5 separate regions of the Mus musculus genome follow, and regions 2, 3, 4 and 5 are each linked to region 1. The links are chromatin loops, found by intact Hi-C in ENCODE. Cell type or tissue: left cerebral cortex. All regions are shown on one strand. Links, peaks and the distances in the headings refer to the core of each region. The heading gives the core; the rest is flanking DNA. Region 1 overlaps Gm30789 (predicted gene, 30789). Region 2 overlaps Cyp7b1 (cytochrome P450, family 7, subfamily b, polypeptide 1). Region 3 holds the start of Bhlhe22 (basic helix-loop-helix family, member e22). Region 4 overlaps Cyp7b1 (cytochrome P450, family 7, subfamily b, polypeptide 1). Region 5 holds the start of Cyp7b1 (cytochrome P450, family 7, subfamily b, polypeptide 1).

The links. A loop is a pair of places that touch in the nucleus more often than their neighbours do. Peaks named below come from ENCODE experiments on the same cell type or tissue, not always from the same donor. Only the 100,000 strongest peaks of a DNase experiment are listed, where the experiment ranks them.
Region 2: a loop joins it to region 1, with 2.6 times the contacts of the local background. A loop is called at or near these places in 2 of 42 quality-filtered maps.
Region 3: it touches region 1 in a loop (12-fold over the local background); 11 of 42 quality-filtered maps call a loop at or near these places.
Region 4: it touches region 1 in a loop (2.6-fold over the local background); 2 of 42 quality-filtered maps call a loop at or near these places.
Region 5: it touches region 1 in a loop (9-fold over the local background); 4 of 42 quality-filtered maps call a loop at or near these places.

The regions. Positions count from the first base shown.
Region 1 is chr3:18,620,898-18,626,941 of GRCm38, reverse strand. It overlaps Gm30789 (predicted gene, 30789), which reads left to right. Exons shown (of 4, transcript NR_166210.1): 4 at 889-5,404. Among named protein-coding and RNA genes, the nearest start is that of Gm30723, 6.6 kb to the right of the region's middle. In left cerebral cortex, for the core only: a CTCF peak has its summit at 2,942; DNase peaks (open chromatin) are centred at 1,054, 1,491, 2,343 and 2,945; H3K4me3 peaks cover 304 bases; H3K27ac peaks cover 1,706 bases.
Region 2 is chr3:18,162,314-18,168,357 of GRCm38, reverse strand. All of the region lies in intron 1 of Cyp7b1 (cytochrome P450, family 7, subfamily b, polypeptide 1), which reads left to right. Among named protein-coding and RNA genes, the nearest start is that of Gm23686, 12 kb to the left of the region's middle. In left cerebral cortex, for the core only: no CTCF peak of the experiment used is centred there; no DNase peak of the experiment used is centred there.
Region 3 is chr3:18,049,182-18,055,225 of GRCm38, reverse strand. Bhlhe22 (basic helix-loop-helix family, member e22) reads right to left here and starts at 901. Exons shown (of 1, transcript NM_021560.4): 1 at 1-901. The coding sequence starts at 438. In left cerebral cortex, for the core only: a CTCF peak has its summit at 5,464 (motif pointing left); DNase peaks (open chromatin) are centred at 2,555, 3,442, 4,742, 5,440 and 3 more places; H3K4me3 peaks cover 3,651 bases; H3K27ac peaks cover 1,847 bases.
Region 4 is chr3:18,155,523-18,161,566 of GRCm38, reverse strand. The region is part of intron 1 of Cyp7b1 (cytochrome P450, family 7, subfamily b, polypeptide 1); the gene reads left to right. Among named protein-coding and RNA genes, the nearest start is that of Gm23686, 19 kb to the left of the region's middle. In left cerebral cortex, for the core only: a CTCF peak has its summit at 2,927 (motif pointing right); a DNase peak (open chromatin) is centred at 3,017.
Region 5 is chr3:18,241,521-18,247,564 of GRCm38, reverse strand. It overlaps Cyp7b1 (cytochrome P450, family 7, subfamily b, polypeptide 1), which reads left to right and starts at 4,227. Exons shown (of 6, transcript NM_007825.4): 1 at 4,227-4,477. The coding sequence starts at 4,362. In left cerebral cortex, for the core only: CTCF peaks have their summits at 2,211 (motif pointing left) and 2,809; DNase peaks (open chromatin) are centred at 3,187, 3,804, 4,186, 4,521 and 1 more place; H3K4me3 peaks cover 1,764 bases; H3K27ac peaks cover 1,457 bases.

The DNA of each region.
Region 1 (6,044 bases), core at 372-5,371:
TCCCTCACACTGACAGGGTGTGTGTGCAAGGGAGAGAGAAAAGAAATAGAGACCTATGAGAGCAAGGGCAGGAGCTTTTTGCTTATGAGTGAGCTGCGGACCAAGACATGTCCTATATCCTTATATCTTCATGGAGGGGTTGTATGTAAAGGAAAGAAATAGTTTTTTAACTGTATATTCTTTAACTTGTAAAAATAATGTTCAAAAAGCAAGAAGACGGAGAACCCCTTTCTTAGCTGTTCATGTAAACTCTGAGTGGTGTTGGTGCTTGCACACCCTACACTTCCGTCATGTTCTTTGAGACGGGTTCCTGACTGTCTGCTGGCAGTGATGCTTTGAGGTGGAATCTATGCTGGGCTTCAGGGGGCCCCTGCCTATCCCAGATCTCCACCTCTTGCCTCGGTGCCTCTTTCCAGTACTACACCTAGAGGTTTCCAACTCGGGCTCACTGTCACCTGCCTCTGAATCTCTCCCAGAGATTGTGCTGTGACCCAAATGTGAGTAACCCTTCTCCTGAGATTATTTCAGAAAAACAGCTTACAATTTAAAAACGTGTAAGATGAATTAAAAATAACAAACAAATAAAAATCCTCCCTAAATGGAAGCGCACACACAGCACAATGCAATGGAAGCCACATCGCAATCACACAAGAAAGCTGCAAGTCCTGAGGCTTCATTTAAAATAGTGGGTCCCTCCCGAGTTCTCAAAAACTAACATATTAATTCCCAAACAAACTTCTTTGTACCTAATGCTGACAGGCAGACAGGCGGTGGGGGTGGGGCGGGGCCTGTGAGAAGGGGAGCAAGGCCAGGGGACCGCTCTGCTGCACCAGCTTGGGTTCCCGGCCCCGGTGATGGAATTATTGTTTATTTTTTTAATTTTCCAAGGTAGGCCGATGACAGCTGAAGAAGACTGTATTTGCGGAGGAGCAGCATGAGGGTAGAGAGGAGCAGAGCTCCTGAGGGAAACCTAATAGTTCCTCTCCTTCCTGCACGGAGATAAAGACTTATAATCAGCGTCTATGTTCACCATCTGGCTCTGCGCATGTGGTCCGTATGGAGGAGAAAGCCGCACAATCTGTAAGTGATCAGGAGCCATGGCGCTCTCTCCAGAGAATCCACGATGCAATCAAGGTGACAGATGGCACGGCCACTGCTGTGGCCTCATGGAGAAGATCAAAATCACCTTCAATAAACTCTGACTGAAATGGGCATGAGCACCTCGAAAAAGTCAGTTTGTCAGTCAAACTGCGACAGCGCGCTGCACTGGGGAACCACAGCGGCCAGCTCTCTGTTTTCAATCGTTTCCGTCTGACTGGGCCTGAACTATGATCCTTCTCAAATTGTCCTTTCTGTTTAGCTGAAGCAGGCCAGCAAATTGCCAGATTCATTGCTTTATTGAAGAAAATTGAAAACACGATGTCCTCAATTCCGAGGACGCACAGCTGGCAGGTACCCGGGACACCCAAACGCAGGGAGAGTGGACCTGGTTTCTGCAGCCGGAGTTTGCCCAACTTTAGGCGGATATTTTTGAACGCAAATATAAAATGCAAATGTGTACGGGGCAGTGGTTATGTAAACGGTATTAAGTAACCAGTAAGTGTTGTAGAATGGAGACGTGGCTACAAAGAAAGGAAGAAAGGAAGAAAGGAAAGGGGGAAACTCCAGCAGGGAGTTGTCTCTGCGAGTTCAGAGCAGGTTTCTTTCTTGATAGAGCTAGTGTGTTTTCTTTCTGTATCTGTTTACTATGTGGAGGTTCCTTTGGGTTTGAGCACAAGGTTGAAGAAATGCAGAGATACTGTTTTGTTTTGAGCAAATCACAGGGAATCTGCAGGGGTCAGGAAGTTTAAACAAATTTCCGTTTCTCCTAACCCCAGAGGAAAAAAAATTAGAAGCCCCAACCGCTTATAAATGGAGGGAAATGAGGAACAGCTAACCTGCAGTGGGACTCAAATCCACTACCATCTTTTGAGAAGTAAGGACACTGATTTCAGGTCAGGGAGGGCGGGTCCTGATGAGAGCAGGCGCCCCTCTTCCTCCCTCCTGATCCCTTGGCACAGTTCCACTGTTGTTCTTCCTCCCAATCGCCAGGACCGGAGATTGAAAGCAAAACTAGACTTTTCCAATCTTCTTTCTCTAAAGTTTCCAGGATCTGTGTCTGGTCCTGGAGTTTTCTATTACAAGCTGGCTGAGGGAACTTACCCCTTCTAACTTTTCGTCCATTCTCTTTTTAAAAAGTTGTAACCTTCTAGTTAATGTTGCGGGCTTGCTTCATTTAAGATCCAAACCCTGCTCCTGCTTCATCCCCCACAATGTAAACTGTTTGACAGCTGAGAAATACTGAGTCACCCGGCCCTGGATTTCCATGGGAATTCTCTACTCTTATTATAGGTACAATTTGAATGCCAGGATTCTGGTGCAGTGATATAGAAATGCATCTAAAGGGGACTCATCCTTGATTTGTGTATGTGAAATTCAAGAAAACACGGGGAAAAGCTCCTATTTTGAGTGACAGGAAAGTCTTGCTCTTTGGGGGGAAGGACTGTGTTTTCACAGAGTATAAGAGTGGAGCTAACTTACTGCATATCAAAGGGAAGTGTGGTTTGTTAAGAACAAAAGACCCTTTGTGTTTTCTTGTTCTTTAGTAGGTAATACCTACTGAGTGCTGAGTACCCACTATGTGCAGGCTTTGCAGAATTGAGAAGATTCCCAGGGAGAAAATGTAGGTTTTAAAGCCCTCTTCGGGGCACAGAGCTCTCTGCCTGACCTTTCTCCCTTGACCTACCTCCTTGGGCAGTGGGGGGTGTTCTTGCATGACAACAGGGCTGGTGTTAGGCTGGTGGCTGCCTGCTGTTTTTACACAGGAAATGCTGTGTATTTTTTCTGTGGTCTTTGGCTTCCTGGAATAGCGACTGTTTAAAGACACATTCATCAGTGCTGCCACCAGGAGGGGTGGTAGGATGAGTCATCGCTCAGCAGCAGCTCCAGTTACTCAGGGAGAAAGAAATCTTTTGCTTCCTAACGGTGGCAGTTCTGAGTCTTTCTTTAAGAGATGGCCTACTGGACCATGACAGTATGGAAACATACTTCTAAAATGAGGTTTAGTAATTAGAGCTTGGCCCAAACTCAGATATTTATGCTCCAGTCATCTCTAGCATGGAATTTCTCTTGATCTGTGCCAGATACACAGCCATACACCATTAGTGTCCTTTAACTCTAAGTCCCAAACTAAAATCTTGCTTAGAGAAATTTCCTTGAGACAGTTTAAAACTCATGTTCATGAGCAGAGATGTCCTTAAAGTGCTGTATGTACTTGCTATATCCATCCATCCATCTCTGTATCTTCTGTAGGTGAGATTGGCAGGGATGGGATGTGAGGATGTAGAGATTGTCCTGGGATTCACAAGGCAGCACCCATGGAGGGCAACTCTCCATCACAGGGCACTGGCTTTTTGAGTAGATGCATTAATGACATTTTTTATTCATTAATATTTTGTTCTCTGTGTGTGTCTGTGTGTCTCTCTCTCTCTCTCTCTCTCTCTCTCTCTCTGTGTGTGTGTGTGTGTGTGTGTGTGTGTGCATGTGTGTACATTGTCACATATGTGTTCATGGATACAGGCACATACATATCACAATTCAGAGATCAACACTAAATGTTTTCCTCAGTACCCTTTACCTTGTTTGTTTGTTTTCTTTTTTGAGACCCAACATCTTAGTGAACCTGGAGCTTGCTACTTTAACGAGACAGGGTGATAAGCAAGCCCCACAGGATATGCCCCTGTCTCTGCTTCCACATCATTGAGATTAGAGCCATGTACACTTTCACCCTGTTTTATAATGTGCTGAAGAACTAAAGCCAAGTTCTCATGCTTGTCAGTCATGCGCTTTACTTATGATTATTTTGCCAGGTCCAAGAGTTTAAGAGCAGATTCATTGTGAATGAAGAGATTGCATAGAAATTTAAATACAGATAGAAAAGAATAAGTATGTGGTGAGATGTTTCTTATGAATTGAGAGTAGTTTGGTCATTTGTAGGTCACAGATTTCATTAGTTCCTATTACTATTTTTCTTACCACTTTATTGCTTAAAGTTACTGCACTAATTTTAAGAATATTTTCTGCTAACTTTAATAGGTTGGGGGATATGTGTATATGTGCCACATTTCTGTTGCTCTAACTACATACCTTTCAATCAATAACATTTGACTTCTTGGATTCTCTGCTGGTTGTGAGGCTCCTACTTTCCACATGGCAGACAGAAGACCAAGAGAGATGGAGAGTTCAGTGCCACAGGCCTGTTCCCAGTAACGTATTTCCTCTAATAAAGTCTTATTCCTAGGTCTTCCCAAAATAGTACCATCTGCTTATGACCACGCCCCAAATGTGAGTCTTTTTCAGGAAGACAGATCTAAACTGTGACAAACCAAGTCCAAAAGAATACCCATTAAAATAAAATTAAAATGTAAGCAGATAATGGCATTTATAAATTGATAAGCTTATATGCCACAAGTGTTATGTTCTTAAAAGATTCTCTTTTTCTTGTATATAATAATGGAGACATAAATACAAATGGACAAGAGGGAGGTATCTTGCAAATATAGTGTTATTTCTACTTGTTTAACTTATTTCAGAATATTAGACTGAAAAATACCTGTGCAAATGCCATGTACACAAGTCTCGCTGTATCCTCAAAACATTATGCAATCAGAAAAATTTTGAAAGGTAGACTATTGAAGAAAAATAATACAGTCTATCGTTGAATAAAATGAAGGCTCCAACGGATAAGTTTGTATCTGTACATGCTTTTATTCTGTTTATAAACATCAAAAAGAGCCCCCTTTTCTGGTATTCTTCATTTAAAAGGAAAGAAAATAGAACAGAAAACTAATTTTAGCTAATGCCAGAGATCCAAGTTGTAGGCTGGGCTCTAGAAGGACTGGGTGTTTACGAGTCACCTTCCCTTTTGTCAGTTGAGATGATGACATGGTGGTAGAGAGAGCATGGCCATGATAAATATACACCCCTGGACTGGAATCCTCATTTCTGCTCTTACTGCTAAGGAGCAGGACTTAATCAGGCTGAAGAATTCCTTCACAGAATATAGAACATTAATTGTTTTTCTTTTAACTGTTCTCTTTGGAAGGAGACAAGAGGTGCATGAGACCCAGGAAGCATGGGAAATTACAAGGAATTTTGTGAGAAGTGAATAATTACTGGGGGAGGAGAGACCCTCTGGAAGAGTTGCCTTCTTGTTGTGCAGGGAGCTCAGGAGGTGGATGCAGCTGTCATGAGTCCTCACTAGGAATACAGTGAGATTTCTGGTCCTGCATTTACCCATGCTTCTACAAATAATCCCTCATAACTGCTTCTATAAGTTACCCCAATAAACTGATTGGCTCACTAAGCTAGACTTGGGTAGAATCACTTCTTTCGTTTGCTGCTGGTGGTTTGTCTGGGAATAAACAGATGTCTGCACATGTTTTCCCCAAGGGAAGTCATATAACTGGGAATTGAATAAGCACAAACCCAACCAAAGGTCAGCCATAGACGACCAGTTGTATGGGCCCTATGATGAGTGACAATACATATAACGATGCTGAGCTATATGAGGGCAGAGTTTCCATGGGGAGACTACTACAATAGTCATCTTCCTATATGTTTTATAGAGTGTACTTCTTTGCTAAATGTGGTCTTCTATGTGAGCATGGGATGACCTCACCTCAGACAGCTGATAGACTAGAGACTATATTGCAGGCCCTAAAAAATAGGATATATGAAAGAGGATTGTATTCAGGCTTTAGCAACTTGTGGGCCTGGGTACCAGAGGTTTTCCACGGAGACATCTATCCAGGCCTGGTGGGAAGGCCCCAGCGAGGGAAGTGAATGCAGGCAGGGAAACAAAGCCTCTGCCATGCCTTCCAGGTGGCTCAGTAACTCCACTAACTCCGAGCCTGGGTCTTCGAAAAGCCCACAATCCAGTGAGGAAAGGGGCGGCTCTTTGGGAGAGAAGATCTCTTCCCAAGTGTCGCAGCTCTTGGAACAAA
Region 2 (6,044 bases), core at 672-5,671, 460 kb after region 1:
AGCCATATATTAAAAGTTAATTTCTAATTTAAAAGTATATTTAACTGTAATACCATCAATTCTAAATAAGCTTATTAACGCTTTCCTCAAAATATCATAATATTTCAAAGAGAGTGCTTTGTGCCTAACATTTTGACAATTTTTTGGCATGGCCTTTAAAACATCAAATTAGAAAAAATATATATATACATACATATACATACATATACATATATGATACATATGGACATATAGAGAGAATGTATAGGACTGGATAGAGAGAATATATATATGGATAATCTTCTCTGGAGAATACTATTCATTTACTTGCTAGATGATTCCACTCATTTGTTCAATACATATTCATTACAAAAAGTGATATTTTAGGTGCTGAGGGTGAATGTGAGAAATGTCACAATAGCAGTGTTCTGGTACCTGAGTAAGCAGTCACCCAAGGTGAGCTCTAATCATATACTGCATATTCTTGTAACAGTTAAGAAATCCTGGAAGGTGATCATTTCCCAACTGTTTTAAATAGTGAGTTACACTCTCCCCTGGTTCTTGCTGCTTTTACCAACATCATACACCACAAAAGTGACATACAGTCCCCCAAACACATTATCTATATAGTGCTGCTCAACTGGAAGATAATTGCTTATAGGAGCTGGACACGAGTTAGGGTCCCTTGGCTTTCTGCCTAATTCCTAGGTTGTGAACCATCAACCTGTTTGATATGTAATTACTGATTAGGGCCTGGAGAAAAAAATGTTAGATATTCAAATGCAAGTTGCTTAATGGTCCTAATACAGTCCTAAGTAGTTGATCTCTCTTTCTCTCTCTCTCTCTCTCTCTCTCTCTCTCTCTCTCTCTCTCCCTCCCTCCCCCCTCTCTCTGTCTCTCTGTCTCTCTGTCTCTCTGTCTCTCTGTCTCTCTGTCTCTCTGTCTCTCTGTCTCTCTCTCTCTCTCTCTCTCTCTCTCTCACACACACACACACACACACACACACACACACACACAGAGTCCAATCAGTTAACTAGAGGTTTTATGGCATACATACATAAAGTAGATGTTAGTATAAAATGAATATATAATTTGGTTGGGGATTTTATTAAGATGTAATTACTGTAGTTTGGAACACTTGGAGATCAGGGATGTAATGGATCCTCACAGCTATAAGAGGTTAAGATACTGTGTTTCCTTGAGTGAAAGGGCTGAATAAGATACTTTGGTGATACAATGCTGGGACCCTCCTGTTCTTACTACTTGGAATCCTAAGAAGTTTTACCCACTAGATTAACATGTAAAAAAATAGATAAATAAAATAAAAAGACCAAACAAGAACAACAACAACAATAAAAAACAGTTCAGGCCTTCTTAGGATCAATGAAATAAAGTTATGTCTCTCCCTGAAATTTGTCTGTATTCTGGGAAGTACTGTATTGTTAATATTCTTAAGCACTTCTGAAAAGCCCATGTAATATTACACATTAGGAAAGACTTAAATTACTCAGACAAATAGTATCATGTGGATCAAATGGAAGCCACTGAGATCAATCTCTGTACTTTGTAGGCATTAATGATGTATCAGTTTCAATTAATATGCTGAAATGATAGCTTTGGTTAAGTGACTTACAACTTAGCTAAAATCTTTACCAGATCACTCTGGCAAGACAATCAAGATGGCTACAACACAGTCAAGTAGATAAGCTGTTTAGTGTCATGATGTGACGAACTTGAATAAGTTTTATTTCTTAATGTTAAAGATGACCTGAGGATTTCTCCTTCTTTCAAATAGAAGTGTGTCTTTGGGATATAATAAATCACATTTCTATGCAACTTATTATTGGTTATTTCTTAGTTTTTCTCCTGATCAGAAATATAGAAAGAGAAGAAACGGAAACTTGAGCTGTGTTTGATTTGATGAATCTCTAGATCAAATATTGCTCACAATTTTAGCTCAAGAAAACCACTATGAGAAATCAGCAAACAAAAGCACAGAAATTAAAAATGTTACTCAGTATTCTTGCTCATTATCATTCACTTCTTAAGTTTTTGAAAGGTGATGTTGTTCAATCAATAAAATCTTTTTTCCCTCTGAGGAAATAGATTTTGCAATAGTTATTCATGATTACGTAAAGTCTCCAAAGTACATTCTTTTGCTATAAAGAGAAAAACTAGATCAGTTAAAATGATGCCTTGCTGATTATAGTTGTTTACTCTCTTTTTGGACTCAGCTGGTCATCTAGTAGCTGCTTCTGTATCTAGTTTGGGATACTGTTTCCAGGTTTTCAGCCTCTATCTAGCAGAGAGGTGCCAGTCTTGGCTACCTGTGTATCGTTGATTCCTTTCACCTGGTGTTAAAACCAGGATTTCACAGGAGAATGAAACAACAAAGCATAAGCTGGACAGCTTTGTGACACAGCAGAGTGTGTGACTATATAGCTCCCTGTGCTTCTCTTGTGCCGTTACAGTACTCAAGTAAATGAAGATAATTGATCTTAGAAACTGGATTGTTTTCCTTTTGTCAATGGACGCTATTTTGTTCAAAATGCATTCTAACCTTCTGCTTCAGAACAGAATGGGAGTTTAAAAGATGGATGTTTTTGTTGTTGGAAAAATGGGAGGTAAAACTGCTGACCCTTCCCTAGGCTTCCTCCACCCCATCTCTAGACATGGTGACATTGGCACGGACAGGGATTGTCACACAGAAATTTATAGCTTATTCCTGTCTCTTCATAAATTGACTAAAATTTTTGAAAGAAAAAATATATAGGTGTATAAAATAGCTAGTTACAGGTCGTGTTCTATTTAGCCTTGATTGAAACGTATTGCTCCTTAGTATCTTTTAGCAATGAAAATTATAATATGGAAGAGAGATTAGAATGAAATTATCATGGCTAGGAGGCATTTACTCAGTGGTGGCAGCCACATAAACCTGGGTCCTGAGAATGATGATAATGCATTAGGTTCTGCATGCCTGATATTATTGCCACACATTATGTATGTTTCATTTATACTCTTTCGCACACACCAGCAACGCTGACAGATAGGTAATTACTCTCTGCGCCAATGAGCAGTTATCAGCACCACTGCTGTTTATTGCAGAAATGAAGTGCGCGTGTCAGTCAAGGTCACTTGTGTGTATGTCCTCCTTAATAGTTCCTTCACAGTTGTTGAACTTTGCACACAGCTCTTACTGCGAGGTTCCTAGAGGGTACATTGCTGTATTTCTGCTGTAACCAGACTCACTGGTATTTATCACCTTAATTGATAAACAACTAACTCATAGAAAGTAGAACTAAAGATGTGAGAAAACATATTTGGCTAATCAGCTGATCCCAGAAGGCATTTCACAAGGAATGACCTAAAGGAGATGCCGTCAGCACCAGCCCTGTTAGGGGATCACCTGCCAGCAGCTTAAGTAAAAATTTCTAATGAGATTTTATTTTTATAATATTAACTTTAATTTCCACAACTGATGGGTACAGACACAATTTCATAACTATGGCCGACTGAGCATTTAATCCTTAGAGGTGCTGATGTCTGTTCATTTCTTGTGCTGTACACAGCTTATTTTCATTCCTTGTACTTTTGCAATAGACAAAATCCATTTGGCTTGACTTCCAGACAGTCACGTTTATGTTTTAGATATGTGCCATCAGCCCTCCCCTTACTATAAAAATACTATAAGTCTAATGTGACCCTCCTCTTTGTGTTAAAGCACTAGCCTTCTTCCAAAATGAACAGTGCATAGTGCGTTTTTGAGACTTGAAATGAATTCAATGTCCTTGTGTTGATCCCATGCACCCTGTAATTTCATCTGTTACAAAATAAGAGAATGGTTCGTCTTTTTATTTTTGTTTGTTAGCTACAGTGCTTTATTAGACACTGGAATAACCTTTTTAGGGTATAATAATTTATCCAGTCAAGATAACTGGAGCTATTTCCTTAAGCCTGTGATCAGCTTGAGTTTTCGTGTTAGGAGATTTATACTGCCGTTGCTTATTACCAAAGAAACAGTTAAAAGGGATTTATGGCAGTGCACGTTATGTATGTGTCTGGAATTTTTGTGTGTTTAACTTCTCTCCTTTCCTATCTCTGTTTTCCCCCTCCCTTCTCTTAACATTATTGTCAAACAGAGAGACTATCTATACCTACAATTAAATGCAAATTTTATTCAGGCATTTAAGCAGAATCACATTCATTCATTAAACCAAATGATTCCTTTATTTGAAAAAATATATCAGCACATGGCAATGTGACACCCCGCTTACAAGGGACTCCAGTTCTCTGTCAGTGCAGAAGTTTACTATTTCATTATTAAAAGATTAAACTATTGCAAAAGGTGCCTGGTGACTGTGAATGCTTTAGTTAATTTGATTATGCCCATAAAAAAAGAATTTAATTCCATAGCAGCCACCGAATCTTATGCCTGGCAGAGTAGTTGCAATGTATTACAGGCCTGATCTTGTCCTGGGAGAGACTGGATTTGGCATTTGGGTGAGGCTGGGAGGAAGAGATGAGCCATTCAGTTCACCAGTGATCTCAGGTTAACACCATGCCACAACATTTTCAAAACGCTCCGTTTTCTTAGTTCTGAGTTACCAGAATGTTACAAAGAAAGGGTTTTGATCTCATGTAGATAGCATAGCATTAATTACCCTGACACTAATTAAACTGCATCAAACAAATACCACCGTGTTCCTCAGGGGGACAACAGAAGGCAGTTTAAAATAATTACTGGAGCTTCATGCATGTGTGAAGTTTTCATTACTCTTAGGACAGAAGCAAAAGAGATTTGATATCATTAGAATAACCACCCTTTAGTGATTGCAACACCACTACCAAAAACAGCGACTAAAATTTCCTTGGAGCATATTGATGTCTAAATAGGAGTGGCTTCACTTCTTGTGAGTGGTAACTTGTTCTTAAGAATTGGAAGTCTGTGAAGCAAGAACAGGTGTTGCAGTCACATTCTGGTATGACTATGTATTAGCTTATGCTTGTCAGACCATTTCATTAACCACCCACTGCTATCACATATACATATACTTTGTTCTTTCTGAACCATGAAATGAAATGCGTATATCTTCACTAATGCTGGCTATCAATGTAAATGAGGAAAAGGGGCTTATCACCAATCACTGGTGGCCATGAGACCCACACCTCTATGCACTCACAGGTAATAAACATCTTTTTATAAGTAGGAAAGAAAATGCATTCAGCTCTCCTTCCAGGAAGGCTTGGTGATCTTGCCCTAATTTCACAGTCCTAGATGGCACTTTCCTGCAGACTGTACATACACTGCAGTGGGACCATTGTCAAACATGGCTTTCCTCTCTAAGCCAGATGTAGTTGTTATCTTTTAAATACTTTAACCTTCTAGAGGTAAGCAACCTGTCCTGGTCACAGAACATTTTGAGCCAGCTGGCTTCTGTGAGATTGTTGCTGAAAGGGCTGATATCAAAATTTCTCAACCCCGGCTAAAGGAAAGGCCAATGGGATTTTGAAAAGTGACATTGTCATTTTATTAGGGTCAGTTGTAGTGATTACAGGAACTGTCCCTGTGTGCATGCATGTGCACATGCATGTGTGCATGTGTGTGCCTATGTGCATGAGTGTGCATGTCTGGTACACATTCTTTTGATGTCTATTTCCTGTTTAGAAGCTGAGTGAAACCCCAGTATTGTCCTCACTAGGCCACATGTCCTATTTATCTATTGACAGATAAGCAGCAGGAGACAGGTTACCTGGGTTCTAACACCAGGTGCCAGCCTTCCTCTCTCAAAGGAGTTAGAAATTAGAACAGGAAAGCAGTCACTTTGGGGTTCTTTAACACATATTTCATCTGGTGAATGGCTTTGAATGCCATTGGGGGGGGGGGTTTCAGAAAGTTCAGTCCTACATGTTGTAAGCTATTTATCACAGTTTTGGTTTTTTATTTTACTTTCTTCTGAAAGTTATAATTTAAGAAAATTGTGCATCATAAGGGTTTTCCATTTGTTTTTAAATTTTAAATAATAGCAAATATGTTAGGAAACTAATACTGTTTCCTGAATTTTAAA
Region 3 (6,044 bases), core at 667-5,666, 570 kb after region 1:
GCTGTCGTCGTCGGGGCTCTGCTCGCCCCCGCTGCTCTCGGCCACGGAGCCGCGTCCGGCGCTCTCGCCGTACTTGAGGCACAGGGCAGCCCCCGCCGGCAGGCTGCTCAGGCTCGGCTCGCCCCCCACGCCCGCTGAGCCCACGAGCAGCCCCGGGACACTCACCCCGCCGCCGCCGCCGCTCGCGCCACCGCCTCCTCCGGGCGGAGGCAGCAGCAGCCCAGCCCCTTCGGGATCAGCGGGCTCGAAACAGCCGAGGGGCGACGAGGACGACGCCGGGCGTTCGCGAGTTGGAGGCGCCAGGGACAGGTCCATGCCCGGGGGTGTGGAGCGAAAAGCCGCCTCCAGGCGCTTGGCGGCGGAGGTGCCCAGGCTCTTGTGCAGGAAGAGGTCGTCTTCGCTCGCGGCCGCCGCACCGAGGTGCAACCCGCGTTCCATCGTCCGGGCCAGCCGCCACCTGGGCTGGAGAGTCAGGCGGCCGCACAGACGCGCGCCGGCGGGGTTCCGGAGCTGCTGCGTGCGTCGGTCCCCACGCTGCCCGCAGCCCTGTCCCCTTCTTTTTCTTTTTCGCCTTCCCCCGCGCTCGCCGCCTCCTCTTCTTCTTCTTCTTCGTCTCCAGCCGACGGTGCTGGCTGCTAAGGCTCACCATGGGCCGCGGCCCCTCATGGTGGGAGGCTGGTCTCGGAGGGAGCGGGGCTGCCGCCGCTACCGCCTCTGAGTCCAATCCCGCGCCTGCTCTACGCACCGTTTATCTTGCTTGGATTCACCTTCAAGAGATTTCCGGACCCATCAACCAGCCGCCGCCACAGACGGGGGAGTCTTTTACATCATTATCTCTGAGTAGGTTATTATGAAGAAGACTCGCCTGTTGGGACAGCGCTTTCTACCCAATCAGGTTAACGTTTTAATTAATAGGATTAAAACGGTAACAAACAATCGCAAGCGCTATCTGGCCGCGAGTCTGAATAGTTTCATTTCCCAGGTCTGAAGACAGGCAGCAGCCAGAGCTTTATAAAAGGCGCCTGCTCCATTATTCTGCCTGCCATCTGTATACACAGCTTAGCGCATATGTTTGCAAGGCGCTGGGTCCTGTTAGTAACCCAACAACTGCCTTTAGCTTGACATGTGTGGCGACTTTCACTCATCAATGAGCACACTAAAAGCCCTACTTAGAGCCGAGGATGTTCTTTGCTCCTTCAGCAAATTGTATATCCGCGGTAAAGACTGGGAGTCCAGTGGAAAGCCCCCGCCCCCACTGAGCACCCCCCACACACTACCCTTCACTGGGCCACTACTGTCTCAGCTTGCTTAGTTACCCTCATAGGAGAGAATTCTATATCTCCCTGTTAATAGCATGTCTGCATTTATAGATGGAACCTGGGGGCTGGGGGTAGGGGTGAGGTCCCTGCTGGCTTGTCTCGAATTTACCCTAGATTTTCAGCTAGTATGTCAGCAATGCAAGAGCCAACCCAGATTTTCTCCGCACCACTTTTCCCACAGCCCTCCACTGTCCATTTCCTATATAGATGGAAAAAAAATCAAACAATTAAAGAAAGCAACAAAATGATGACCAAGTTGCTTACATAGCCCGTTTGATTTAAAACTCGGAGGGGGCGGAGTGGGGGAGGCCTTTGCCGAGTCCCCCACGCTGTTAAGTTGGTGGTGAGAGAAGCTCACTGCTTCGTGGACAGAAAGAAAAGAAAAACTAGTCTCAAACTTTCCTCAAGATTAAATCCAGTTGCTTCGCAAGAGGGAACATTCAGAGTGGAATCTTCTCACACACCAAGTGGGGGCATTCGTGCATTTAGCTGCTCTGAAGACGTTTGGGGACATCTGGATCCGTCTGGGCTGTTCCTGCAGGGTTAGTTCAGGGCAGAATTGTGGAAACAAGAGCTGTCTGGATGGAGATAGTACACGTGGTCCTCGTGCTTCTGAGTCCAGTTTCTCGAAGCACACGATATTTAGTGGCTAGTTTTCATCCTTATAAGTAAAAACCGTATTCCCTCTTATCTGGCAGAATTACTGAAGGCTGTGCAGTTTGGGGTTTCTCTGGTTTCATTAAAAAACCTTTTAATTGTGGCTTTCAGAGTTGGCCCCAGGTGTTGGACTCTTTTCATTATATTTTGCTCTAATGTGATGAAATTCTAATTCTCTCCTTACCATATGGTTAAATTTCCCCACTGAGAATTAGTTGAAAAGGGAGAAATAATCTATTAATCTCTGTAATAGATTCACAAATGAGGTTCATCTCAGAACCTGTTTTTGAATGGTAATATCAGAACAGTTGGGCACCTTATTTCATACAGGAAACGTGAGGGCGACACAGAAATGTCTACATTGTCACCTGGAAAGGATGGAAAGGAACCTTGGTTCTACCCTTGCAGAATGGAAAAGTCATCTGTAACTGGTGTTCCTTCGGCTGAATCGGAACCCGCAAACGGACTGCTGGAAGCTGTATTGCTTGAGATCCTGCGGTTAACAGAAGGCCTGCCAATGTGTATAGCTGTGGACCATAGCCGCTTTGGTGCGGGGCGGTGCCTCTTTTGCGCTCTGGGCTCGCCGCCTCCTCTCTCCCTCCTCTGTTCCTCGCAGCTGTTAGCCTGTCCCTTTAGGAAGCTAAAGACACAGACGCGCTAGTGTTGTTGTTTGTCAATTAGCAGCTTTGTTTTCAGAGGGATCATAAAGGAAGGGTCTCTATAAACTTAGGCTAATGAGAGGCTCCTATCAGGCTACTAACACAAGATTGGAGGCTAGCACCATGGGGATTCTGCACAGACTGGCTAAAAGTCTTCATTAAAGTCTAACTTCGTTTGCCGGTGTGTGTTTTTCTTGTGCTCTCTAACTTTCCTTAAGATGCCTGAATTCCTTCGGGTTCTGGAGAAGGTATTTAAAAGGCACACGGTGTAGCAAATACCAGCTTGATAGGCGCTCTAACTGGCTCCGAGTATCTTCCAGGGTAACATCCAGGAGGAGATTTTACAAAACATGATGGCATGAGGCATCCCGGTTTCCCTTGTCCCACCTCTGATGCCTTCCAATCATCCAAAGCTCCACAACAGTTTTGCTCAACTTGATTCCCCTAGGTATTAACCAGCCACCTCTTCTGAGCTTGGGGGAAATCCCACAGCCTCCCCGAAGGAGTTGGTTGTTTGATAGTAGCGGAAAGTTGTGCTGGGGAAATGGCCAGAGAATTTATGGAAGCTTTAAACGCGGGTCTTATAACCACCTTCGGGGAATGGTCTTCCAGGTTTATGCACTCGTAAACTTTTGCTGATTGCTTCTGGGAAGTTGTCAGGCACTTAACACTGCATTTATCTTACAGGGCAATGAAAACACATCTGCCCGACGTCTCGTTACCTGGTTTAATCATCACTAACCCGAGTCACTGCCTCAACTTCCTTTCACTTTGGGTAGAATCAGACTGCCACTGCCGGGGTTCCGGCTCAGAGAAGGGTGACGTCCGCAGCTCCCTCAATATCTGTTGGCCACAGGAACTTTAGAAATCTTAAACTTTGATCTTGCAGAAGTTGCTAGAATCAGGGCCAGGGCTGCTGACGCAATAGGCACGTTCCAAAATAGAAGAGAAAGTCCAAACCAGAACTTTCTCCTGTAGAGTGAGGTTGGGGAAATCAACCAGGGCTCTAACACCTGACCTGAAGCATCTATAGGAAAACTCTATCTTGCACAGTTTTTTTTCAAAGAAAGAGGTTTGGGAAACCAGAGACACAAGGGACGGGTCTTTTAGAAAGCGCCAGAGGCAAGGTGGGACAAGTAGGACCACCCAGGGAAAACAGTTCCTGGGTACCCCTGTGTTTAGACTGGCGCAGTGAAGCTCCTTGGCATCAGGAAAGGTACATTTTCGGCTAAGTGTTGGATACCAAATGTATACATATCAAAGAGCTCTCATAAAGATGAACAAATTTTATTATTATGGGAGGAAACACTCTGAAAGCCTTCAATAGAGGCTAAAATAGTCAGCAAGCACCACTGCATTGGAATTAGAGGGTGGAGTTGCAGCCCCAAGTAATGTGTAGGTCAAACTTATATTTATTAGAGATCATTCTATGCTCGGATTTGGAAATAGCTCAAGCAGAATCATGATAGAACTCACTCTACCTTTAAAGTGAGATGCTAAAAATTTCGTTGTGGTATTTCTGCATCTCTGATAACTTTATGACTTGTCTAAATTAAGCAGCCAGGAGAAGTCTGGCTCTGGCTGTCTGAGTGTTTCAATTTCTCTATTTCAGAACACTTTGAAAAATAAAAACAAACTAGAGGGGGAAAAAACGTAAACTTTAACTTGAAGCCGCTCTGGGGGAAAAATTAAATCTGTAAGAGCTGTGGGAAGAATGTGACAGACTTGGAAAGTGTGCTTTTCCCTGTCCTCCCACTGGCTCTGAAGGTCCTGTCTGTCAGCAACCACTGAGCCCCCAGGGATCAGCTCTGAGGAACTGCTCCTGAACTGCCAAGTACAATGCGATGAAGTCGGCATCCCAGTCCCTCTAGGCCAAGGGGCTCCTGGCAGTGGTCCTCCAGCCCGAGGATGAGGCACCTTGACCTTGAAGCTGCATTTACTTCCTCTAACCTGCAGTGTTTCTTGTAGCTTGGGGTGGCTGAACAACGTCTGCCGCCCCCTGGTCCTTTGAGATCTCAGTAACACAGAGCCACATTCATTCAGTTCCCAGGGTAAGTTTCTCAGCATCCTTTTGCTTGCTTCCTCTCAAGAACTTGGAGAGACTGGGTCTGCGAATGCCTATCGGATTGAAGAGATTCCCTCCGGAAGAAGAAGGAACCAGGCAGTGGTTCGAGATGAAACAGTTCTGGCAGCCCTCCAAAGTCTCAACCCAGTTCCCCAAATTCCGATCTGGAATTGTTGGGGTCTGCTCCAAACTTCACCTACCTACCTAGTTCCTCTTAATCGATTCCAACAAAGGGCATCGTTCCTCACTAATCTGGAAGTAGTTTAAGTTCGAATAGATGCTGGACAGAAACCTTCAGCCTCCAAAAGCAGCCTTTCCAGGATCCATTCAAACCGGTTCAAGCACGTTGTGGGGACGTTTCCAATTTTCAAGGTTAAGCAGTCTGTGTAATAAGAGAATATTATGGTGCCTAGTTATCACTGGTAACACCTAGAGGACGACCTAAGCTTCATGGCTGAAATAAATAGAAAGGTAGCGGAGAGAGTTCATGAAGAATTCCCTGTCCTCTTTCTTTAGACATACAATGTGGATGTATTCTCCTGGGAACGGTAACTATAGACTTCTTTGTCCTGTTATAGGAGTCTCTCCCCTGAACATTATCTTCATAACATTGGAAAACATTCTGGAACATGTTTAAAATAGTTCGAACAAAAGTGGTGGATATTTTGGGGGGTTGTCCAGAAATAAGAAAACTAAAGATTTAACGGGGCTTTGGGATCCTTAGCTCTGCTATTTAAAACCTGCAGCGCCATCTCCTGACAAAAACGAGAATATCGTGGTGTATGATAGCATTTGAATACCAAAGCCTGAAATATCCAGGTACCAGAGACCCATTTTATTTTATGCCTCAAAAGTCATTTCAATGATAGCTTGGTTATGATTAAAAGCGTTATCTAGACATCTATGTCCATTAAATACTTCTAGTCATGATTCCCAAAACTAATCATTTGTAAAGAGAAGTTTGTGTTCTAGTTTTACATATACATCATTTTATACACTCAGATGTAGTTCTCTGGTGATTTATAATACATTTTATTTAGTAAATTGAATAAAAAATGTCTTCATAGAAATTAAATCACATGTTAATTTGTAAGTAAAACTGAACAATTTCATGCAAAGGATGCTGTAATCTTAAGTACTGTCAAGAATGAACACTTCGGTTAATATTTAGCTGTTCAGTTACTATTCAGATGATTTATCACAGTGTTGCAAAATGTGACTATTGTCGTCAAGAAGCAGCCCTCCACCCCCTGCTTTGAGGTATGTTGACTAGCACCTCTGGTGGAAAAAGAGTAGGAGTAGAGGTGATATTTCCAGACATGTTTGCATCCTCATAACAAACAT
Region 4 (6,044 bases), core at 290-5,289, 470 kb after region 1:
GAGTGGCCATGACATTGAGAACAGCAGAGCTGATGGAAAAGCCCTTTAAAATTTTAAATCAATGACTGGCGGCAATGATCACTCAGGTCAATAGAGTCCCTAAAACTATAACACACCATTCTGCATTTTCTGTTTAAAAAAATCCGCTTGATACAAAACCACTTTACCATGTTCTCTTTTGAGACCTTGGCTGGGAGTGCCAATAAGAGAAACTGTTGGTTCTAATTCCACCTGGTTATAAGCTCTCATCCTTCAGACATGACATTGCTCGTCCCCCTTTGTGGGCCCAATCAAGGGCCAAGGAATACATATAAACATTGTCTACATCTGGAATTTTGTTGTTCTTTTCACATAATTATTTGAAGTCTGTATTCGCTCAAGAAACAGCTGTTGAAGGTTGAGTGGGATATAAAATGGCACAGCCTGGAGACGCCCTTGTTCACTCAGTCATCTCCCTTCTGATGTGATCCCTGCTGGCAGGGTTGGCCAGTGAATTCAGCTTCTTTGACAGCTATCAGCACCACTGACTAGTGGTTTAGGGTGTCTTAGCGAGCGAGGGAAAGAGTAGGGAAGAATTCCATTAGTTCAGGGTTTTCCCCCTGCTGCTGGAGCAAAGCTTCTGCCAGCAGCCATTGAAATCAACACCATGCTCCTGTGCCCTTCTGACACAAATCACCCCAACATCTGGCTCCACTGTATGCTTCTTTCCGGGTCCTCGCTGGACAGTGCTTGCTGTGAATGCTTTCTCGAACTCTTTTTGATTTGTATGAAAACAAAAGGAAGCTTGTTTTACCCCATGTTTTGGATTTTTTTTTTTTAAATATTATTTCAAAAGAATAGTGGATCTGGTAAAATTCCTTCTTTCCCCCATTTTAATCATTTAAGTGGAACATTTTATATTATATTTGGCAGACAATACACACAAACACACACACACACACACACACACACACACACACACACACACGGATGCCATGTATGTAGAAGCATCTAGCCTGGAAAGCCCAGGCCTGTCTTTCTCGGTCAAACTTTAAAGAGTTAAGAAGAAACACTAACTGTTCTTGGGGTTTTGTGTTTACTCCAGGGTTCAGGTTGCTGTTCTCTCTCTCTCTCTCTCTCTCTCTCTCTCTCTCTCTCTCTCTCTCTCTCTCTCTTGACTTGCAAATCAACAGCAGCAAGGGCAGAAATGTCATGCATCTTCTTTCATCCAGGTTGGAAAATACAGGGCAGTTTGGGAATGTTGCATAATGTCAGGATATGTGTTAGAAAATATAATAAACCACCTTCACTCAGTTGGTAGCAGGAGTCAGACAGACAGCCTATCTTCGTGAGATGGCAAAGTATCCCTAGATATTGTTAGCTCATCTCCTCTGCCCTTTGTCCTCCAGGGTGGAGTTCAGATTCAACCAATAGGAATGCTTCTTCTGCTCCTGGCACCATCTTACAGGATGGGCAGACACAGACAAGGGCCCATCTCAGAGCTCAGCATCTAGATTGATAAGAAGGGAAATAAAAAGGTTTTAGGTTATAAAACTTCAAATTTCTGAATGTGTTTGGTATTCTCTAGGTATTGCCAATGCACAGTAGTGCTTATAGGTGAGTTTAACTTCAGTTACTCATAGGTATGATTGTAACAGAATTTTCACTTTACTACAAACCAGATGCCAAATCTTTAAGCGAAGATGTTAGACCATCACATTCTCCGGTACCTACCCCAGAACCTGCCATGCAGAGCCTGTTCCTACAGGGAAGCTGTGACTATCTTCTGTATCTACTATTCTACAAAACAATTGGCAAGTTTCTTTTATTTTCCTCTCCCTCAAAGAAACTGAAGCTGTAGATGAAACAGCCTTTTTCCCAGTGTGATATAACTCTGAGTAACTAAAACAAAAATTTATTTTATAGCATTTGTCACACATTTCAAAGCACTTTTACTAATCTGGTTCATTTTTCTCTTTACTCAACCTCATAAGTGATACGTGTACAACAAACAAGGAGTGGCTGAGCTCTCAAGTCCACAGTAACTGGGAGAGACTTAAGACCAGAATTCCACTAGCATTTAGGTAGTTTCTAATTTTAACTTCCATTTTCATGTTGTAAAATAAATCTCTCGGAGATGGGTCAATGCGCCCACAAATACTTCTCTGGGTGTTCTGAACAATAAACAAAATGCTAAAGTCTATAAATCTGAAAAGAATAGAGGCTTTACACTTGCGGTTTAGACAGTCACAGATCAAGCTTCATCTTGAATAAACAGGAGGAAGGTGGCAATGGGGAGGCCCTCCTGGGAGCAGCTAAAGAGGCTGCAGCTTAGGGAACCGGCTTCTCCTGGTCTTTTTCTCTGTCTCTCTGACTTGGAGCTAGTCATTTGAGTTCTGTGGGTCTCAGTGTTTTGTTGTTCAGCTGAAAAGGGATTGAAAATTAGATGGTAAAAATAATCTATATGCATTTGCCACCTTTTTCTTTGCAGTTAAAAATTTTCACATAATATCGCTTTTAACCAGGCTAAATATTTATTATGTTAAATGAAGTGTTCCTTGCAATCATTAGATTGTAGCTCCTGTAGAAGAGCCACGTAACTTGCTTTGGAAAGCATCGATTTGTGCAAACAGCCACTAGTCATGCCTCCATTAATGAAATAGATAGTGGATCTTCTTTTTTTAAATATGTATCACTCTTTTATTATCATACTCAGACTATCAGAATTATAACTTTCATTTACTGTATACTTTTTCATAAGTTAAGGATACAATCTAAATTTTGCATCTTAATATTTATAATTGTCTTATTTAGAGAGCTTTAAAAATACTCATTTTTTTTCCTTTAGAAAACATCCTAGTTAGAGAAATAAATATATAAATAAATAAATCACCCTTTTGGTTAAAAGAGAGTTTACATTTATTTCTTTAACCACTAGAGGGAGTCTTCATTGTCAAGAGAGCCAGAAACCCAAGGGAAAAGGACTTTGGCTGTTTGAGAGCCATCAGTGACATATCCATTGTCTGTCCTCGACATCATGTGCAGACAGGGTAACGATGCTTAATTATATCAGGCACGTTATTTTTTGAAAAGAAATTTAGCGACATGGTTTTGTTGTTGTTATTGTTGTTCTCTTCAAATATGTACAACTTTCAAAGGATGATACAAACTTATAAAACACTGCCTTAAAATTAGGACTCCACAAAGAGAGACAAAAAGAGGGAAATTAGTGCTACCTGCTCACTCAGTTTTAGAACTGGCATGTCATATGGAAACAGAAACCTTCCTGCACCCTGCGGAACAGGCAGCAGCTGTGCCTCCTGCATCCTGACCTGCGCTAGCATCATCCTCAACCCTCAGGGATTTCCAGGGTGAGAGGGTAATCGGGTCTCATGTCTGGTCAGTCCTCGGCCCCTCTTCGGAGACTGTCGAACAAGTGGCTTTGTGCGTGTATGGTCACGGAGCCCGTTTATAAATGAGAAGCCCGACGGAAAACACCTGTTCGGTTCACCTCAGCATCGAGGAAGCAGGGAGCAGTAGGGTCGGCCATTCCTGCCTCGAGGTGCCTGGCTCCAGCCTGAAGTTTAACAACAAACAGCTCGCATGTTAGATTTCTACATTCTTGGTTGCCTGTAAAGTCTTGCCTTACTCATACATTAGGTTTCATTCACTTCTGGATTGTTTTTTATTCACCTTGATCTTGGAAATCAGCCAGAGCGGCATGAAGCAATGAGGGATCAAAAACTCACATTAGCAACTACAGAAACATACAGAAATTTAACTTTTATGTTTGCATTTAGATGGTGGTTTCTTTGAAATTCTAGAAGGCTATTCTGTTATTCCGAAGTAAAACTTCACTCAGCAGGCCTGGTGGTAAAGTCTAGTACAGTGCTTCCCAAACTGCCTGACGTAATTAATCAGTTCTCTTATTGCTTTTCCAATTTACTAGAGATCAATTTTTTCTTAAATTACAATAAAATTAAATGAGTAGAAAAGTGAAATAAAAAGCACTTGAAATACTATCTAATGTTATTATATTATCCAACATAAAACTATTCTTGAGTTGCTGTGAGAGCTTCTATGCACATGCCCGTCCGTCCTGAGTCTCACTGTGGACAGCACAGGATGCATAGTTGTGATCGGGACCTTCGCAGTCTGGCAAAGGCTTTTGTTTCACTACAATGACACTGAGGTGATGCAGGGTGATCGGAAGATCAGTGTTTTGAGTATTCCTAAATCTCAGACTTCTCACGTGTTGAAGACTCCACAGCAACAGACAGCCACGCCTGATCTCACGCCTCTGGTGGCATCAGAACATGTTTTGTTTACATTCACTTTTGGACTCTGCCTATAAAGTGCACATGAAACTTGGGGGAACCTCATTCATATGTGAATATTTTAATACCTGAAAGAAATCCTAAACCTTTTTGCCAATTTGGATAAAGGATCAGTAACTCATTTTGCTTTGCAAAATAACAAAACTTTACTAGAACCCCCTCCATATAGTTTGTGCCAGAGTCTATTTGTTGTGGGAAATATTGAAAAAGCCGGCACCGTCTCGCGCTATACCCACTTACTCTCTGCTCTGACAGGCTAGCCTCGTTTTGCCACCTATTTTACAGTTTTCTTGCTCTGTGGATTCTGCTCTCATTCCCAGCCACTCACCCTCTGTGGGCAGTGGTCCCGAATCCCAGGAACCCAGTAAAATCAAAACGCTAGAGGCTTGGGATTTAGAAGTCAGATTTATATCAGTAAATTCTCAATTCACAAGATGCCCACACAATAATTTCAGAGCCAATTGACAATGATACAAGCTGCCCACCTATATTAGAAAAGTTATCCCAATTATTCTATCCTTTATGATTCATAGCTACCTGTGGCTATTTAAAGCCACGCAAAATCTGGACTATCTTCCTCTTGCTCCATCTTGATTCCTTCTTTTCTTCTGTCTCTGTCTCTGAAACTCTTACCTCCACCTCCCTTTTCCCTGTCCACTCACAAGCTTCTTGTATTAATATTTAAATTAATGGGACAGGGAAAACTATGCTACATCTATTTAATAAAAATAAGGTTTCAAATGTTTGACTCTGAGTATATAATTGAGGGTTTTCATATCCTCTGGTGATATTTTATCCACATTATACTATAAAATGTTGTTTTACTTTATTTTTTAAATGAGTTTGGGGTAAAAATGAAAGAGATTTTTCATACTCATGAGATATTAAGTAGGAAAAAATCCAGACAGCGTAGTAAAATGATATACTGAACATGTTGCTTTACTTTTCTTTGTTTTCAATTGCTCCTTTGAAATAGAGGTGACAGTGACTTGATCTTCCAACACCCAGATACGATCTATCTACAGTGGTCTGAGAGTCAGGAGGCCAAGTGATATAACGCTTTTCCACTTACTGACACATGCTTAAGTGATGCCTTGTAGACCTCACTTTGCTTCAATTAGGAACACATTGATCTCTCTGCCTTCATCAAAGGGTTGGTCACCAGTTAGATGACACTAGTGAGTAGACCTTAGAGACGACAGGCATGTGACACTCTCTCTCAGAAATGTGGATATGTGCATGACTCTTGGAGTGACATTGATTTTTCTTGAATTCTCTTGAAGTAAGTATTCTAAGTAATCGATTTCATATACATCTTTGGTCCTTTATACTTCATCTCCATTCCATTTCTAATTTTAATTTTGGGATTATTTTCATTCTTGTTTTGAAAGGTAGATGACACAACACGATAAAAAATTAAGATGAAAAGATATTTTAAATGCTATATCTAAAGATAGTGCCATTTTCTTAGTGAGATTTCTCAGAACTGTGGGACTCAGCTTGCAGTTCAGCATTAAAGGAGTCTGGCCCCTGGGGATTCAGTGTCCCATTCCACTCTTCATCCTGGATAGCACACACATGTGCATAGGTATGACTGAACTCACATGACCACAAACATGCACATATAAGTATATGTGTGAGTGCACAAACATAAGGCTGCATGTGTATATACATATGCATGCATGTATGTGACTGTACATGTTCATGCACATGTATGTGTACTCTAAT
Region 5 (6,044 bases), core at 405-5,404, 380 kb after region 1:
TAGAAGAGGAGATTCAGAAAGACTAAACTGTGCTATAGATAAACAATCGATCCTACATGCATATTATCCAGGAGGACTAGATACATAAAATGTTGAGTATTCTCTGAGTAGTATCTGTGAAATTTGTCAGAATTAAAACAAGACCATTCTTTGTCAAATTCTAAATAAAATAATGCATACTTCTATGTCATGTTGACAACAACTAGAATCATTTGGGAAGATGTAATTCAATTAAAATTGAATTCAATTGGAAGGCCACAGACTAGCCTGTGGGCAAGCCTATGGTATTTTTTCTTGATTGATGATTAATGTGGACGGCCCAGATGACTGTGGACAGTGGCACCCCTGAGCACCTGGTCCTTGGATCTATAAGAAAGTAGACTGAGCAAGCCATATGGCCAGTAAGCAGCACCCTCTATGACATCTGCATCAGCTCCTGCCAACAGGTTCCTGCTCTGCCTTGATTTCTGACCTGTCGTCACTCAGTGATGGACTGTTATATAGAAGTGGAAGTGAAAGTTGCTTTTGGTAGTGGTATTTTATCATTGCAATTGAAATTTGAACTTAAATATAAATTTAGGGAATTTCTGCAGGAGGGTAGAATTCTAACATACCTCCCAGTAGTTGTGTGAGCTTTACAAAGTTCTTGGAGAATTGTTGCTCCATAACAGGAACAGCTCACAAAAGCCTCTAACTCTCAGAAACACACATACACACAAAGTATAGGTATACAATGTTGTGAACTTGGCATGACATCTCCTTTGTTTTCAATCACTGTAGCTAAAGATTATTGTTCACAGCACTGTATTTAATTCTCTGCATAGGCCACTGACATGTGGACTCATCTTGCAATGCTCTGATATTCTACAATAAACTTAATTATCTTTTCAGAGTCTTTGTACATTATTTTGGTCAATTAACACTTTTCCGAGCATCAGTTCAGCCCAATCTCAAGAAAATATTTTCGACCTAAAAATGTTCCACCGGTGAACAGAGGTGGCCAGGGAGCCGGATGGAAGTGAGTGGTTGTTACTGAGTAACACATGCAGGTAGAAATGCATACTCTTCTCAGAAATCCAGGTTTGGAGAATAATCGAACTGTTGAAATTCCGGTGTCCGCTGGGGACAGAGAGTACGAGTCTCAGGACTTGGCATGGAAAGTTGGGTCAGATCACAAGAATGAATTGTTAGTCGGGATTGTGAATCTATAAACCAGAGTATTCAAACCTCAACTGTGCACAATCAATGCCAAACTGTTAGACAAGAAATAAAAGCTCACCAAGGCTTCCCTTCCTTTGGAGACAATGGGACCCATCTGTTCCACCATTTTAAAAAGCTGTTTCAAAATAATACATTCAGATCTTACCTACAATTGTACTTTATATTCAAAACAGAGGTTTAAATTGAACTACACTCGATATTGGTTGTGTACCTTTGCCTGTCCATCAGTCTTTTACCTGTTATATCATTGATTTATTTAAAGACAAGAATTCAGTTTGTTTGTCTTGAACTCATAACCTTTCCTCTCCCTCAACTCTTCCTAGTTCCTCCTCCCTCATCTCCCTCTCAGGATTTACTCCTACTCTATGTCTCTTCAGAAAAGAAAAGGCTTCCTGGGATATCTACAAAACACTACAACAAGTTAGAATAAGGGTAGACACAACCCTCATATCAAGGTTGGACAAGACAACCAGTAGGAGGAAAAGGGTTCCAAGAGCAGGCAAGAGTGAGAGACAGCCCTCACCCTCACTATTAGGACTCCTTCAAGAGCAACAAGCTAACAACCATAACCTATATGCAGAGAACCTAAATCATACCTGTACAGCCTTTGTGTACAGCTTTGTGTACAGCTTTGGTCTCTGTGAGCCCCTATGAACCCTGCTTAGTTGGTTCTGTGGACCATGTTCTCCTGGTGTCCTTGACCCCTCTAGCTCCTACTATCCTTCCCCACTTTCTTCTTCAGAGTTACCTGAGCTTTATCTAATGTTTGAGCATGAATCGAAGCATCTGCTCCCATCAGTTGTTGCTGGAGATAACCTCTCTGTTGATGATTGGGCTAGGCACTGAGTATAGCAGACATCACTAGGATTTTTTTTTTTTTTTTTTTTTTTGCTAGTCACGTCTGGTTCTAGCCTTGGTCTCTGGGCTATCCTGAACATCCAGGCAGTAGAGCAGAGGATGTAGGCTCCCTCTTGTGGTGTGGACCTTAAATTGTACTAATCGTGGTTGGCCACTCCCATAAGTTCTGTGCCACCATTACCCAATACTTCTTTCAGGCAGTAGAGGTTGCTGGTCATGGGTTGAAGGATTTGTGGCTGAGTTGATATATTAGTCCCACCACTTGAAACCTTATCTGGTTACGAAAGAGGGCCAGTTCTGGTCCATATTCTTTATTACTAGGAATCTTTGCTAGGGTCACCCTTAGAGATTCCTGTATGTTTCCATTGTACTACGTTTTCACATCAACCCCGAATCTGTCATAAACCAAACCCCTACTATATCATTTGCTTTGGGGAATGAGCAAAAGATTGGAACCATATGGACCCATTATTAAATTCTCTCATTGTTACTCCACAATCACATATCAACTAGTTTCTTTTCTTTTATCTACTACTAATATCTGTTCACTTCATCTCATAGTCTTTGAAAAGAAGACATTTTATTTTATTTTTTAAATGCTTTTTTTAAAGATTTATTTATTTATTATATGTAAGTACACTGTAGCTGTCTTCAGACGCACCAGAAGAGGGCATCAGATCTCATTATGGGTGGTTGTGAGCCACCATGTGGTTGCTGGGATTTGAACTCTGGACCTTCTGAAGAGCAGTCGGGTGCTCTTACCCACTGAGCCATCTCACCAGCCCTTATTTTTTTTTTTTTTGTTTTTTTGTTTTTTTACAGATCCAACAAACCACATATCATCCATGGCTTACACTTAAGAATGCCATCTTATAGTAAAGACCAGCTGAGTTTATTTCTTTATGATTCAATGTCTATTTCCTAAGAATTGGGCTATGTGTAACCTGCAACCTTAACTACAAATGGCTCTGCACTGCTTCTTCCAGAAAATGGCAGTCATGCCTTTCTTTCAAAAGCTATCTTGCTATGACCATCTTGTTATATTCTGCTCAGTAACTCCCATTCAGAAACCCCCTACCACTGGGTATAAAAACCTTGTCTTCCATATGTCCAATGCTGACCTCTTGGATCCCAACCTTAGGAGGAAGGAGCCCATGAAAACAAATAAAAACAGCTTGCTTTATTTTATGCAGGTCAGTGGTCTCTTCCGCAAGCCTTTGGTGTTAACACTTCTCATTGCACATGGAGTATTCATCACTTTCTTTCTGAGACTGAGACAGGGTAAAAACAGATCTGTGTGAAATGGTAAGTGGCACAGAGACCAGATTTGAAGTTGTTAGCAGTAACTGTTCGGGGATAGGTGAGGGTGGGAACTGTATCCTGTCCAGTGCATAAGATAGAGGTTTTGGAGTAGGATTTAATTAGATGCGTAAATATTTATCAACTAAGTCTACAAGACAACTTGAATATGGGTAATCAGGAAAAAAGGTGTGTGTAGGATGGGGGCTCTCCTGTGAAGTTAGCATCAGGTCTCTCTCTTCCTCAGCCACTTTCACTTTCTCTATTAAGGCAGGGCGCCTGTCCTCATGTTTCAGGTGTATCTGCTGAGTCATTACCGCAGCTCCCATGAGAAGATACTTTTCGAATGTCTTCCTTCTCTGCCTGTACAGTGTGCTGTACACTACGGACGTGGACTTGGTGTCATAGCTTGGTGTTACCTGTGGCTTCTTTCTGTGCTGTGCGTCGGCAGTTAAGACCCTGCCTTCTGCCTCTGGTGTGAACCTTTGCATATATTATGCCCTCAACCTCAATCTAAGCACAGTGGACACTGGTGGTGAAGGTGATGGGGAGCACAAACTGCAGTATCTGCCAGCTGTTTAGGATGACCTGTGCCACAGGGCCACTTTCTAAGGCTAGTGGGTGGGGAGAGCAGGGAGTCAGGCAGGGTCTCTTCTGCGAGCTCACTGCTGACTGACTCAAAAACACCCCCCCGCCCCCCAACCCCCAGGCTTCTGTGGCTCCATCTGGGGAAATCCTAATCCTTTCCCTCTTCCTTGGCAGGGTTCCTGTCACCGGAGCGGAGCGGAGCGGGAGGCGGTGCGAGGCGGAACGCTTGGGTCAGGGGGAGGCGGGGGGGAGGGGACTCCACTAACTTTGTAGTTCAGCTTTGGGGGCCGCTGTGACATTCTGCTCTGTGCAGCGGGCAGGCCACAGCCTCTGGTCTAGAAGAGAGGGCACTGTGCAGAAGCCATCGCTCCCTACAGAGCCGCCAGCTCGTCGGGATGCAGGGAGCCACGACCCTAGATGCCGCCTCGCCAGGGCCTCTCGCCCTCCTAGGCCTTCTCTTTGCCGCCACCTTACTGCTCTCGGCCCTGTTCCTCCTTACCCGGCGCACCAGGTAAGCGCCTGGCTGGCCACGCATGCGTGGGATCGCGGCCACGCGACCTCGTGGACACCCGAGTCCGGCAGGGATGGCGGGTGCAGGAAAACCTTGCTGCAGGACACTGGCATCTGCTGCAGCCAGTGGATGTCCTAATAAAGACTTCTTTCACCCTCCACACACTCACACACGGGCTACAGTTGAGAGGCCCGAATGGAGTTGCACCACGCAGGCTGTAGCTATTCAGGTTTGCATTAAGCATCAAGTATGGCCTTTTCGTGGGCCCATGGATATGTTGCAGCTCAGAGTTCCCTCTATTTCAGGAAGAAAATTTTCTTGAATTTCATTTAGCTCAAAGAGAAATGTTTTAAGAAAATGCAGGTGCAGGATATAGGTGCTGCTCTGTGCCTCAGTTTACCTGATTTTCCTTACTAGGAAAAAATAGAAACAACAGTATTTGCTATCACAAGTTTTCGTGAGGAGCAAAGGTGATAATAGTTATGTCTTCGCCCTGTTATTTTTCTCAGGACAACAGTAACAACAGCAAAACTCAGAAGGGCTTAAGTATCCTGCTTGAAATATGGATGTAGAGAAATACAACTAAAATTGTTCACTTCAAATTTATTTTCTTTTCCCACCAGTGTCTTATTTTTTTCCTACACTGTTTTCATGTTTTTTGTAAACCAAGCAGATTGATTTGCGGAAAATAGTAATTACAATTTAAATATCTGTCAGTATTTACTTGGATCAGTGAGCGTCATAACTTCTCTGGTTTTAGGGACAATGACACAATTGTACTGCACACACATATCTGCACACTTCTGAAATGTCAACTGAAAAATACTCAAGATAATAGCATTTCCACTTTCTCACATTGAGCTTTGAGAGAACTTTCCAGAGCTTTCCTGTCCCTCTTCTGCAGTCTTCAGCACAGGAGGGGATTGGATCTTTAACTTCAGCTCATGTGATTCTACACAGGCTCCAGCTTCTCCCCATGCCAGTTAAGTTGCACTTCCAGATTTGCAGACAGGAAGGTGATTTGTTTCAGTCTCCATTTACATGCAGGGCAGGAATCGATGGACCTAACTAGTTCATTCTAGACCATTGAGGGTAATCAAGTCAGATTGTGAAACTCAGGATAATGTCTCGGGGAGGTAGAAAGGCAAGGTAGGCTTTCCACAAGAAGCTCTTTGAATAAGCCAGTTTTTTTCTGTTCACTAAATAGTATTTGCTGAAATGTTCATGCCATCAGTTGTCAATTCCTTCATACCAGAAAGACTCCAATACAGGTCTATAGGGAACTGCATCCCATAGCAGCTGATATACACTGTCATGCACTATGGAAAGATAAGAGGATGTTCTAGCTCAGAGAGGCCTATGTGACTAATGAGAGAGGCCCATGTGACTAATGGCTTCTGTTTTCTGTACCTGGACAATTTATCACTGTAGGAAAGTCCTGTCTGATGTGACATGTAAATGGGAAAATATGACTAGAACAAAATATTCTCAATGCCTTATGTATGTTATATGCCTGAATGACTGGTAATACACAGATATAAATCACAGGAAAACACACTCTACTACA